3 separate regions of the Mus musculus genome follow, and regions 1 and 2 are each linked to region 3. The links are chromatin contacts, found by POLR2A ChIA-PET in ENCODE. All regions are on one chromosome and are shown on one strand. The core of a region is the stretch at or near the end of the contact, and the rest is flanking DNA. Distances in the headings are between cores, read along the strand shown.

Region 1 (3,406 bases), core at 743-3,242, 110 kb before region 3:
GCTGATGCTTTTGTAAGGCTTTGACCTGGTTAGGTCATTGGGGGAAATTTTCTATAAAAGAGTGAACAATTATATTTATATTTCAAGTTAAAGTAGTTTGGATACTTTAGTGGTTTTGTTGTTGTTTCTTCTTTTTCCTTTTTTTTTTTTTTTTGTCAGTGTGGATGGATTTGTTGCCATGTGCACTTTGGGATTTTGTAATTGTTAAAAGAAAATATTTCTTTTATGATTTTCTTCTCCCACTCCCTGTCCTCCAGTGTTCTGTTAATATTATTTGTAATTTAGTTTGTAAATTCATTAAAAGAAAATATTCTCAGCTGTAGAGTGAATCTCTTTCATATTTATCCTTCATTTATTTTTTTACTGAAAAAATGGTGTGGGTGATATTCTGAATGTGAATAAGCAGTATGTGTCCACCTAATCTCTGTACATGCAGGCCCTCCTGCCATGCTCTTTAGTGGGGTGTTTGTAAGGATGGAGAAACTGAAGAGCTTCCTTCCAACTTTCCCCTACTCACACAGGCACACCAATACAGAACACTGTTTCAATTCCTTCTTTTAGCAGCAACTTGAGTGGGCTTCAGGGGCCTTTGTCTCAACCCTCCATTTCCCAGGAAGTGTTCACCATTTTGTGTAGAGTTTTGTTTGTTTGGTCTGGTTTTGAAATTGTGTGTGCATGTGAGCCACAAGTGCCCGCAGAGGCCAGAAGAGGGCATATCATCTCTCCTAGAGTTACAGGCAGCTGTGAGCAGTGGTACTGGGAACAGGCCTTGGGTCTTCTACCGGAAGTGTATGCTTCTCTAGCTTGCCTCTAGGCCCTAGGTTCAATCCTCAGTACCGAAAAAAAAAAAAAATCCTCAGCAAAGTTGTCTAAATGTTTTTTCACATTTACAAACAATTCAGAAAATATCAATGTGAAAATATTTAGGAGGCTAAAGTGTCTTCAGACTACCACTTTCTGTTGTCATGGCAATTCACCCCAAAACTACTGTTCTCTAGTGCGCCACTAAAAAGAATTTACAAGATAAAAGTTGTTTAATTTCCTGGTTTTGGGTCTTTACTTTTTTTTTTTTTTTTTTTTTTTTTTTTTTTTTTTGGTTTTTCGAGACAGGGTTTCTCTGTGTAGCCCTGGCTGTCTTGGAACTCACTTTGTAGACCAGACTGGCCAGACTCAGAAATCCGCCTTGCCTCTGCCTTCCCAGTGCTGGGATTAAAGGCGTGCACCACCATGCCCAGCAGGGTCTTTACTTTCTTAATTTGACACAGAAAGCAGGGCACGGGGAGAAGAGAAGGTTAATGCTGGTATCATTGTTTTTTGTTTTTGTTTTTTTGGGGGGGGGACATCGTTGTGTAGCTTGGAACTCATGGAGATCCTCCCGATTGCTAGGATTAAACATGTGGGCCACCAAGCCCAGTTTACTCCCCTCCCCATCCCCCTTATACTGAGGTCTTGTTAAACTGAGTATCCCGGGTTAGCCTCAAACTCAGAACTGCCTCCACCCCAATCCACTGTGCTGAGATTGGGAGTGCCACACCACACCCGACCAAAAGCCTTCTTCACTTCTTCACTAGCCTTGCCTGCCTGTCAAATTCGGAAATTTCCCAATACTGGTTAAAATTTCCTTTTGACCCGCCTTCTTCACTCACCTGATTAGATGTTTACGAGTCGAGAGGCGGGGGAGGGGTGTCACGGGTGTTGAGGTTCTATTGGCTGACGCACATGCCTGTCAGTGATGCACTGCCCCCTTTCCCAGGAGCTCTCTCTTTAATGGCTACTTATCCCGTCAATCTTCAAGGCTTCTCGTGTAGGTATTGGCTTGCGGCCTCGCCAATCCAGTCTCTCACTTGTGCTAGTTGGTGATAGTCCCTCAGAGCCCGCCTTTCTCCAGAAGATTGGCGGGCGGACGCTCACATAGCCCACCCACCACGGTAGGCGGGTGATCTTGCGATTGGCTGGAGCCGCCCCGGCGAGGAGGAGGAGGAGGAGGAGGCGAAGGGGGTAGGAGTTTGGTTGAGCTGCAGCTGTTTGTCTGTTCCACACAGGCTTGGGCCCGACGGGGGATACGGAGCCCCAGGTACCGAGCTGATGGAGCCCACAAGGGCAGAGGCGGAGGTCCCGAGAGGAGCGCCGCCTGGCCTGTGGCAGAGGCGGGGCGGGCCGACGTCAGGGCTCCAGAACCTCCTGGAGAGGGCCGAAGGGGCTGTCCCACAGGCCTAGTGGGCGCTGAGGAGGTGATCGGCAGGGCTGGGAGCCGAGCCTCTAGTTGGGAGGCGGCTGGGTTCTGGCTGTGGTGGCCGCTCGGGGGCCGGGCGCGGGGACCCGGAGCCGGTGAGGACCAGGGCCGGCCTCGGGACTCTGAGCACCGCGGTGAGGAGGGAGGAGCTGGGGTCGGAGACCAGGCAGTGAGGGAGGGGAAGCCAGCCCATTTGGCTGGAGGTGTGGAGGGGACAGTGCTACGCCCAGCCCCGAGGGTAGCCGAGGCTGGGTCTCCCGAGACATCCACTGTTGGGGCTCTTAGCCGAGAGAGGCATTCTTTTCAGGGAAAGTGACTGTTGAAAGGGGAACTAGGGGTACTGGTGTTGCCGAGAGGGATTTGGTCTCACTGAAGTCAATGAAGAATGTAGAAGACCAAAGTGGAAGGAAGTAGAAACGGTTTGCTATTAGTAATGGGAACTTCTGGAATGATGGTGAGGGGAGGCTCAGTATCTTGGAAGTTCCTTACTCTTCTGTTCCTTTAGTGCTTGGGTGTGGTGATTTGAAGTTTTGGGGTACTTCAGGAATAGGGAATGAAGACAAAGGTAAAATTATGTATTATTCCATGGCGCCTGGCAGCTCTACGTCCAGCCCCCCCCCCCCACACACACACACCACTTTAGTTTACCCTGACCTCATAGCTAGTCATGACTGCACTCCTGTTTCCTTTAGGTTTGCTATTGTATTCGTTGTTTTTCCTATTTCATCTACTGTGAGAGAACTAAGAAAATTTGGGAGTGCTTTGCTCAGTCTTTCCCACTTCATAATGTGATCTGTGGTGACTACGCTTATTTAACCTAGATTTGAGGAACTCTGTCATTTGCATGGAAAGGGGCAAAGCAATCCCCAGCCATTAAAAAAAAAAAAAAAAAAAAAAAAGGACCATGTTTATTGAAACTTCTGTGAGACTTGCACTTGAGCATTTCCTAGATAGTTAATGGGACAGACTATTCACGCCAGGAACTGTGAGGTGATATCCCTGAAGGGATTTGGGGAAGAATTGAGAGGTTAGCTACCAGAAGGTTGGCACCATCCTTTCTTCTTTGCCCACTTATTCAGGAACGTGTGTGTGTGTGTGTGTGTGTGTGAGATTAGTTATTTAGGTCAAACCTTGAGGTATTTAGAAAGATGGATTATAGAGAATGAAGAAGTC
Region 2 (3,247 bases), core at 175-2,674, 84 kb before region 3:
AAACCATACCAAGTACATATTTGACAGGGTCTTTGTGTACAATCATGGCCGGCCTCAGCTGGAATCATACTCTGGCACTGTAACACCAACTGAAACTTTATTTTCAACAACAGGGCCTGGATGTGCCCTTTACATTAATCCCAGCACTCTGGAGACAGAGGCAGGCAGATCTCTGTGAGTTCCAGGCCATCCTAGTCTACACAGTAAGTTCTAGGACAGTCAGGGCTACACAGAAACCCTGCCTCAAAAAATAAAAACAAAAACAGAACCAACCTTTCGGATGATAATCTGCAAAGGCTGAAAACCTTTCCACTCCCAAAAACGTTAGAGTCAATATCACCTATTCACTATCACGTCCCCTTTTCTGAGTACACTTCCCTGTTCAGGATTCTTAGCCCAATTCCTCAAAAAACAAAAACCAAAAACAATCAAAAAACATAAATGGACAAAGATGAACTTCCAGATGTAAAAGTTTGTTCTAAGTTGATGCGACTGTAGCTCAACCCTCTGGTCTCTAGAGGGCAGTCTATGAATGTTTGTTCCCGGAGCCCAAAGTGAATGTCAAAATTTCAATCTCTAGTAAATGATTAAGAGTAATAGCAAATTTTTCTATCATTGTCCTTTACCTTTTATATACAAGACTACAATGTTTATACTTTTGTTAAACTGCCCTTTTTTCTTGTTTAAGTAGACGCTTTTTAAAAAATTCATCACGCAGACTTTGGTGCATGCTTTTAAGTGAGGTACTCGAGGCAGAGACAGACAAATCTACCTCCGGAGTTCCGGATCAGCAGGGTCTACAAAGCTAGATTCAGACCAGCCAGAGCTACATAGTGAGACCTTGTCTCAAATAAAACATGGTTTTTCGGTATTGCTGTTTTCACACTTCAGAAATCCACTCTGGGAATCGTTGAGCCACTATTTTGGGCATCATTTCTGCCGTTATTCCTGGCCTTGCTTTCCCTAGGACTCAACGTTGCAACACCGAACTACCGAGGCGCGGGACAAAACCCTGGGTTTTCCCCGGGAATGTGGTCCCCATTCTCGTGGCCACCTTTCAAGGCCTTGTCACCTTCCACTGTCTAGATACAGAGCATCAGTTGTGCCTCACAATTCCCTACGGAGCTGCGGTCTGCTCTGGTCACCAGTGTGTGACCCCGGTCCCCGGGAGGCAGAGGCCTGTACCATCCAGGACCCGGCGACGCCCCGCCCCCCAGCTTCGCAACCCCGCGACCCGGCGACCCGGCGACCCGGCGACCCGGCGACCCGGCGACCCGGCGACCCGGCGACCGGGCGACAGTTGACAGTCCTCGTCAAGAGCAGCTGCAAAGCTAGGGGCCAATAGCTGCGGAGCCGGCGAGGGGCGTCAGGACGCCTGCACAAACTGTACACGTCACGGCCGAGCCCCGCCCCGCCCCGCCCCTCCGCTCTGGGCCGCTCTAGCCCTGCACGGGGCGGGTGAAATTGTTCCGCTGCCGACATCCAGCCGGGTAAGGGGACTGCGACCGGGAGAGAAAGGAGGGAGGGCAACGGTGGGACCAAGGCGGCCAGTGCCGCCAAATCTTGGAGTAACTTGGAGCAACCTCCAAATCTTAGCAGTAGCAAAAGAACCAGTATCTCCATATATGATGTCGGTGTGCTCCTGGGGTCGCAGGCTGGTGTTCTGTCCGAATTCTGGACAGACACACCCTCCTACCTAAAGTGTCTCAGAGAGTAAGGACTACTCTTGCACCACGGAGTAGCATTTCGGTATTTAGCAGGCCGCTCCTCCCAAACCTGGAACGGGGCTGGTAAAAAGCAGGTTGCTGAAATTAAGAGTAGATGGCAGGAAGAGTAGGGATCCCCGTGGCCCAGGCGTAAAGAGGAGAAAAATTCGCCTTTTCCATCTTCCTTCGCCATTTGTAAGAGTCCCATCCCTAGCATCTCAGCAACCAGCGGCTTCTTACTACTCTCCACTTTGACCATCCTAGGTCAGAGAGGCACTAGGTTGTGAGGAAGACACCTCAGCAGGACAGAGAGCAGAAAAATTAACTTCCTTCTCTAGCCCATCCCCTGACACCCTGGCCATTGACTCTGCTCAGTTTGCTGAGATCACTAGAATGCCATAGACTACGAGGTCAGGGTGGAGACTCTGAATTGAGGTTCAGTTCTCAGATGGGGTATTTATTTTAGAAGGGTGGAGGGAGAAAAGAGGAAAGGTCTGAGTGAATGTTATTACTTGTTTACTCTTCGTATCAGTTCCTCTGGGTAGAGATGAGGATACAAGTTCAGAGAGGCCCGCTGTGTTGCCATGGGAGCTGGTTAATGACAAGGCCTGGTTTTGCAAACCCCAGGCAGTTTGCTTCCAGGATTCTGGCTCCTTCACCCCATTAGGTTGCAGCCACCTCTTGTCTGTTTTCATCAGTCTCAATTTAGAAGTAATTATAAAATAGGGGCTGAGGATATGACTCAGTGGTAGAGTTATAATATTCTCAAGACCTTAGGTTCAATACACAGCATCATTAGAAAAAAAATTGGCAAACCTCTAATCTGTCCTTTAGTCCCTTTGCCTGGGGCATTGTTCTTTCTAGAAGCCTCTGTACCTTTCCATCCCCACTCCACCCCCATTCCTTTCGGCACAGTGTGTCTCTGAAGTGCTCCAAGTGTACTCTTAAGAACACATTTGGACCATGCACTCTCAGGTCTCCCAAACATGGGGTTTTCTTGGTTTGAAACCTAGAATCTATCTTCTTGTTGTAGGTCTTGCCACGATGCTGCTGCAGCTATACAGATCCGTGGTTGTGAGGCTTCCACAGGCCATCAGGTAGGTTTTCCCAAGCCAGTACTTATCTCCTAGCCTATCTCATAATTATCTTATCTGGTAGATATTTATCTTATCTGACACATAATATAGTACAGTATTGGAGGAAAGAGAAAGCCATATTTCGCTGGTCCTACCCATCCGGAAGAAACCAAATTCCAATTGCAAACTGGTGACTAATGAGGGAGAGGTGACTGACCACACTACTTCACTGGTGCTTTCTTGGGACGTTCTGTGCTACTAATATCTCTGTCTTCCAGAGTCAAGTCAACCCCCTTGAGGCTCTGCATTCAAGCATGCTCCACAAATGATTCACTTGAGCCCCAGCATCCCAGCCTTACCTTTTCTGATGATAACTCAAGGACTCGGAGATGGAAAGTCATGGGGACCCTGTTAGGCCTGGGTGTGGTGCTGGTCTACCATGAGCATCGGTGTAGGGTAAGTGGG
Region 3 (3,218 bases), core at 290-2,789:
TTTAAAGAATCATTGCAAGAGGGTGAGGTATGGGGGAACCTGAAAAGATGACTCAGTGTTTAAGAGCACTTGTTCTTCCAAAGAACCAGGGTTAGACCCACATGGCAGCCCACAATAATTTGTAACTCCAGTTACGAGGAATTCAACGACTTCTTCTGGCCTCTACAGATACCTAAATGGGTTTGCAGAGAAAGCCTGTTGACTTGAGTTCCATCTCACAACCCCGGTAAAAGTGGAAAGCGATAATCGACTCCCCCAAAGTTGTCTTCCAGCTTCCATACGCATATCATAGCGCGAACGATCATACACACAGGAATGATAACAAATTTTTTTAAAAATTGTAGCAGGAGAGCCGGATATGGTGGCGCACATCTGTACTTGGGAGGTGGAAGCCAACAGTCTCAGCCATATAATATATTCGAGGCCAGCCTGAGCTATATGAACTATATGAGACCTTGTCTCAAAACCAAAAAATAAACAAAAGAGAAGAAAGGAGTGTAGCTGATAGCCTTAGCCTAGGGGGAGGGGACCATAAATTCTCAGGGCAAAATCTTGGAATGCCAATGTAAGGGATGCGAAATGTAAGGAGTTGGGCACCAGGGGGCGCCAGTCGGACCCGTCCGGGACGAAGCAACCCAGGGTCCCGGGGGTCATGTGCGGTGACTTCCCCGCGCCCCTCTTCGCTGTCGCCTCCGGGGTGAGCGTTGCTGTGCCCTTTGGGGTCCGCGGAGGAGAGGCGGGAACCGCGGCCGTCCGGACGGCGCGGTCGGTCCCTCAGAGACAGCTGTTCTCTCGGGAGGCCGTGGGGGGCAGCAGAGGGGACGGCGACAGGTGCGGGAGCCCCTCCCCGGGCAGAAGTGGGAAGGCGGACTCCGGGGTCTGTTCCCAGGCTGGAAACCGCCCCCGCCCCCCAGGCAAATCCCCCCGAGAGGCCGAGCCGGCGCCGGGTCTGCAGGAGGAAGCGGCCGGAGACAGTGCGATTTCACGCAGCCTCCGGGGCTCGGGTTCCCGAGCTGGGTACATGAGTTACGGGGCTTTGCGTCCCGGGGAAACTGAGGTGGCATGAACGCTAGGCTGAAAAACAACCTCCCACTCGAAAAAATAGAAATACTCACACTCCGAAAGAAAAAAAAAATCCCTCAAGTGATCCAACCGGCTAGGGGAGTTGAGTGATTTGGTTAATGGGCGAGGCCAGCTTTCTGGGGGCTGGGCTTCGGAGCGCTCTCCCTACGCGCATTCACTACCTTTCCCCCGCCTGGGGACGTTTGGAATCTTGATCTCCTCTTAACCATCTCCGGGGGAAATTGCTGGAGTGAGACCCCTCCTTGACCCTCTTGGCCAAGCTGTGGGCTGGCGGGGCACGCTTGGGCGGGTGTCTCGGGCTACAACCATCAGGACTCCAGCCTCGCACGGGAGGGGGCGCGGCCGTGACTCACCCCTTTCCCCCTTCACTCCCTCCCTCCCTCCCTTCCTCCCTCCCTCCCAGACAGACACCCTCCCCTGCCGTCCCGCTCCGGACTCCGACTACGGCTCCGGTTGCAGTTTGCAACCTCCGCTGCCGCCGCGGCCACCTAATCGCTGGCTGTTCAGGTGGCTGTCGCCTGGATGTCCTCCTAATCTTGGGGGCCCCGGGCCAGACTCGGCTGGGCTCCCTTCACCCTCCACTGTAATCATGAGTGCGATTGGGACTCTGCAGGTGCTGGGTTTCCTTCTCAGCCTGGCCCGGGGTTCCGAGATGGGCAACTCTCAGGCAGGTAAGCCGCGCGGGAGCCCCAGCAGGCTGGAAGCTGGGGGCGCAATCTGAGCGCTCGCAGACCCTGGGCAAGGAGTTTGGGTTCTGACGCTTTGAACTGGGGGGTGCGGTACAGGGTCTGCTCGGACCACCAAGGAGGGGACCGTGTGCCTCAGTTCTTGGAGTGGGCTGGTCAGGGACTGCATTCCTGTATGCCTACCCTTATTCCCAGGGCGTCGCCGACCCTCTAATTGGTTTTATTCTGATCTGGTTGGTGCCGAACAGTAGTTCACACTTGAGAGTCTTGGGAGGAGGGTGGGCAGGGACCCTTCTGTAAACGTAAGGAGCCTTGGCTTGAAAGGGTCTCCGTTTGCTCTCAGGTTCCCTGGCCCCCACCCCATTCCAGGTTTCAACAACCCCCAGTTTCGTTGTTTTGCCGACAGGGCGGGGCTATGCAAGGGTTTGAAGTTGTTGTTTTCTAATGTTGGAAAAACAAGAATGGCACCTCCTCTTCCGTGAGTGGGGCTGTCCTGAGAAGGCTGAGATTAACCTGAGGGCCAAGTCCAGGTGACATCAGTGAGAGGTCTCACAGAGGCTGACTGCCTGCTTTCCCATAAGATAAACCGGTCCCCAACTTAACCAACTTCTCTTTATCAAGACCCAGGTTAATTCAGTGAACATGTTGGGCATCTATTACATACTATACTATTTCCAGGTTATATACCCTAAGCTGGAGCTCTGGAAGAAAGGACAATCAGACCTCTTTCTCTCTCCAATCTAAGGCCACCTCTCCCACCTTCTGAACATTCTACTCTGTGAACTGGCTCCTAGACCCAACTTCTGCCCTTCCCCCATTCAATGCCATCTGAGCCTGTTCCGTGTCTCTGGGACTATGGACACTTGAAGAGCACTAGAATTGGTATCATTAGAGTCCTGTTGATCTTTCCCCTTTCCCAGATCCCCAGATCTCAGTTTGGGGTTGGCACATTCATTGCCCCTTCCCCAGAGTGGGAGTGGGAGAAACCACCTGTGCTTCCCCCACAGTTGCTGGGCCTAAATTTAGCCCCTGGGATCTTGAGATGTGAACACTCCCAGCTGGTGGAGGGGGTGGTCTGGAGACTGAAGTGGGAGGGGCCAGGGGAGTGACTGGATCACTGTCCCATCTGACTGTGCCCCCACCAACCAGGAACCCAAGAGTCCAAGATTCCCACCACCCTCCTCAAGAGGCAGGGAGCAGGCATGTTTAGTTCTCTATCCTTTATCTCCATCCTGAGCCTCTGGGCATCCGGCCCTGTCTCAAGCCTTGTATAGCCCCTTTGTCCCCTTGTGTGTGTGGCTGGGGCTTCTGAGGGCTGGAGGTTCTTGGTCTGCGCAGTCAATGCTCTCCACAGAGAAAGGTTCTGACTTTGAGCCTTTGCTCCTCTGTGAGTGTGGTCCACCCCACACCCACCCGCAGTTCTCGCTGCTTCCTGTGCGCCCCAAGTTG

What was found. ChIA-PET counts read pairs that join two places held with the same protein, here RNA polymerase II (POLR2A).
Region 1: POLR2A ChIA-PET joins it to region 3 with 10 read pairs in Patski. The contact joins the promoter of Rab5b here to the promoter of Erbb3 in region 3. POLR2A ChIA-PET finds 5 or more read pairs at or near these places in 3 of 5 experiments (Patski and embryonic stem cell).
Region 2: POLR2A ChIA-PET joins it to region 3 with 10 read pairs in Patski. The contact joins the promoter of Suox here to the promoter of Erbb3 in region 3. POLR2A ChIA-PET finds 5 or more read pairs at or near these places in 3 of 5 experiments (Patski and embryonic stem cell).

What each region holds. Positions count from the first base shown.
Region 1 is chr10:128,694,854-128,698,259 of GRCm38, reverse strand. Rab5b (RAB5B, member RAS oncogene family) reads left to right here and starts at 1,992. Exons shown (of 6, transcript NM_177411.4): 1 at 1,992-2,074. Cdk2 (cyclin-dependent kinase 2) reads left to right here. Exons shown (of 8, transcript NM_183417.3): 8 at 1-321. It also overlaps a transcript of Pmel not described here.
Region 2 is chr10:128,672,095-128,675,341 of GRCm38, reverse strand. It overlaps Suox (sulfite oxidase), which reads left to right and starts at 1,424. Exons shown (of 4, transcript NM_173733.3): 1 at 1,424-1,490; 2 at 2,740-2,803; 3 at 3,061-3,238. The coding sequence starts at 2,751.
Region 3 is chr10:128,587,956-128,591,173 of GRCm38, reverse strand. It overlaps Erbb3 (erb-b2 receptor tyrosine kinase 3), which reads left to right and starts at 1,539. Exons shown (of 28, transcript NM_010153.2): 1 at 1,539-1,754. The coding sequence starts at 1,673.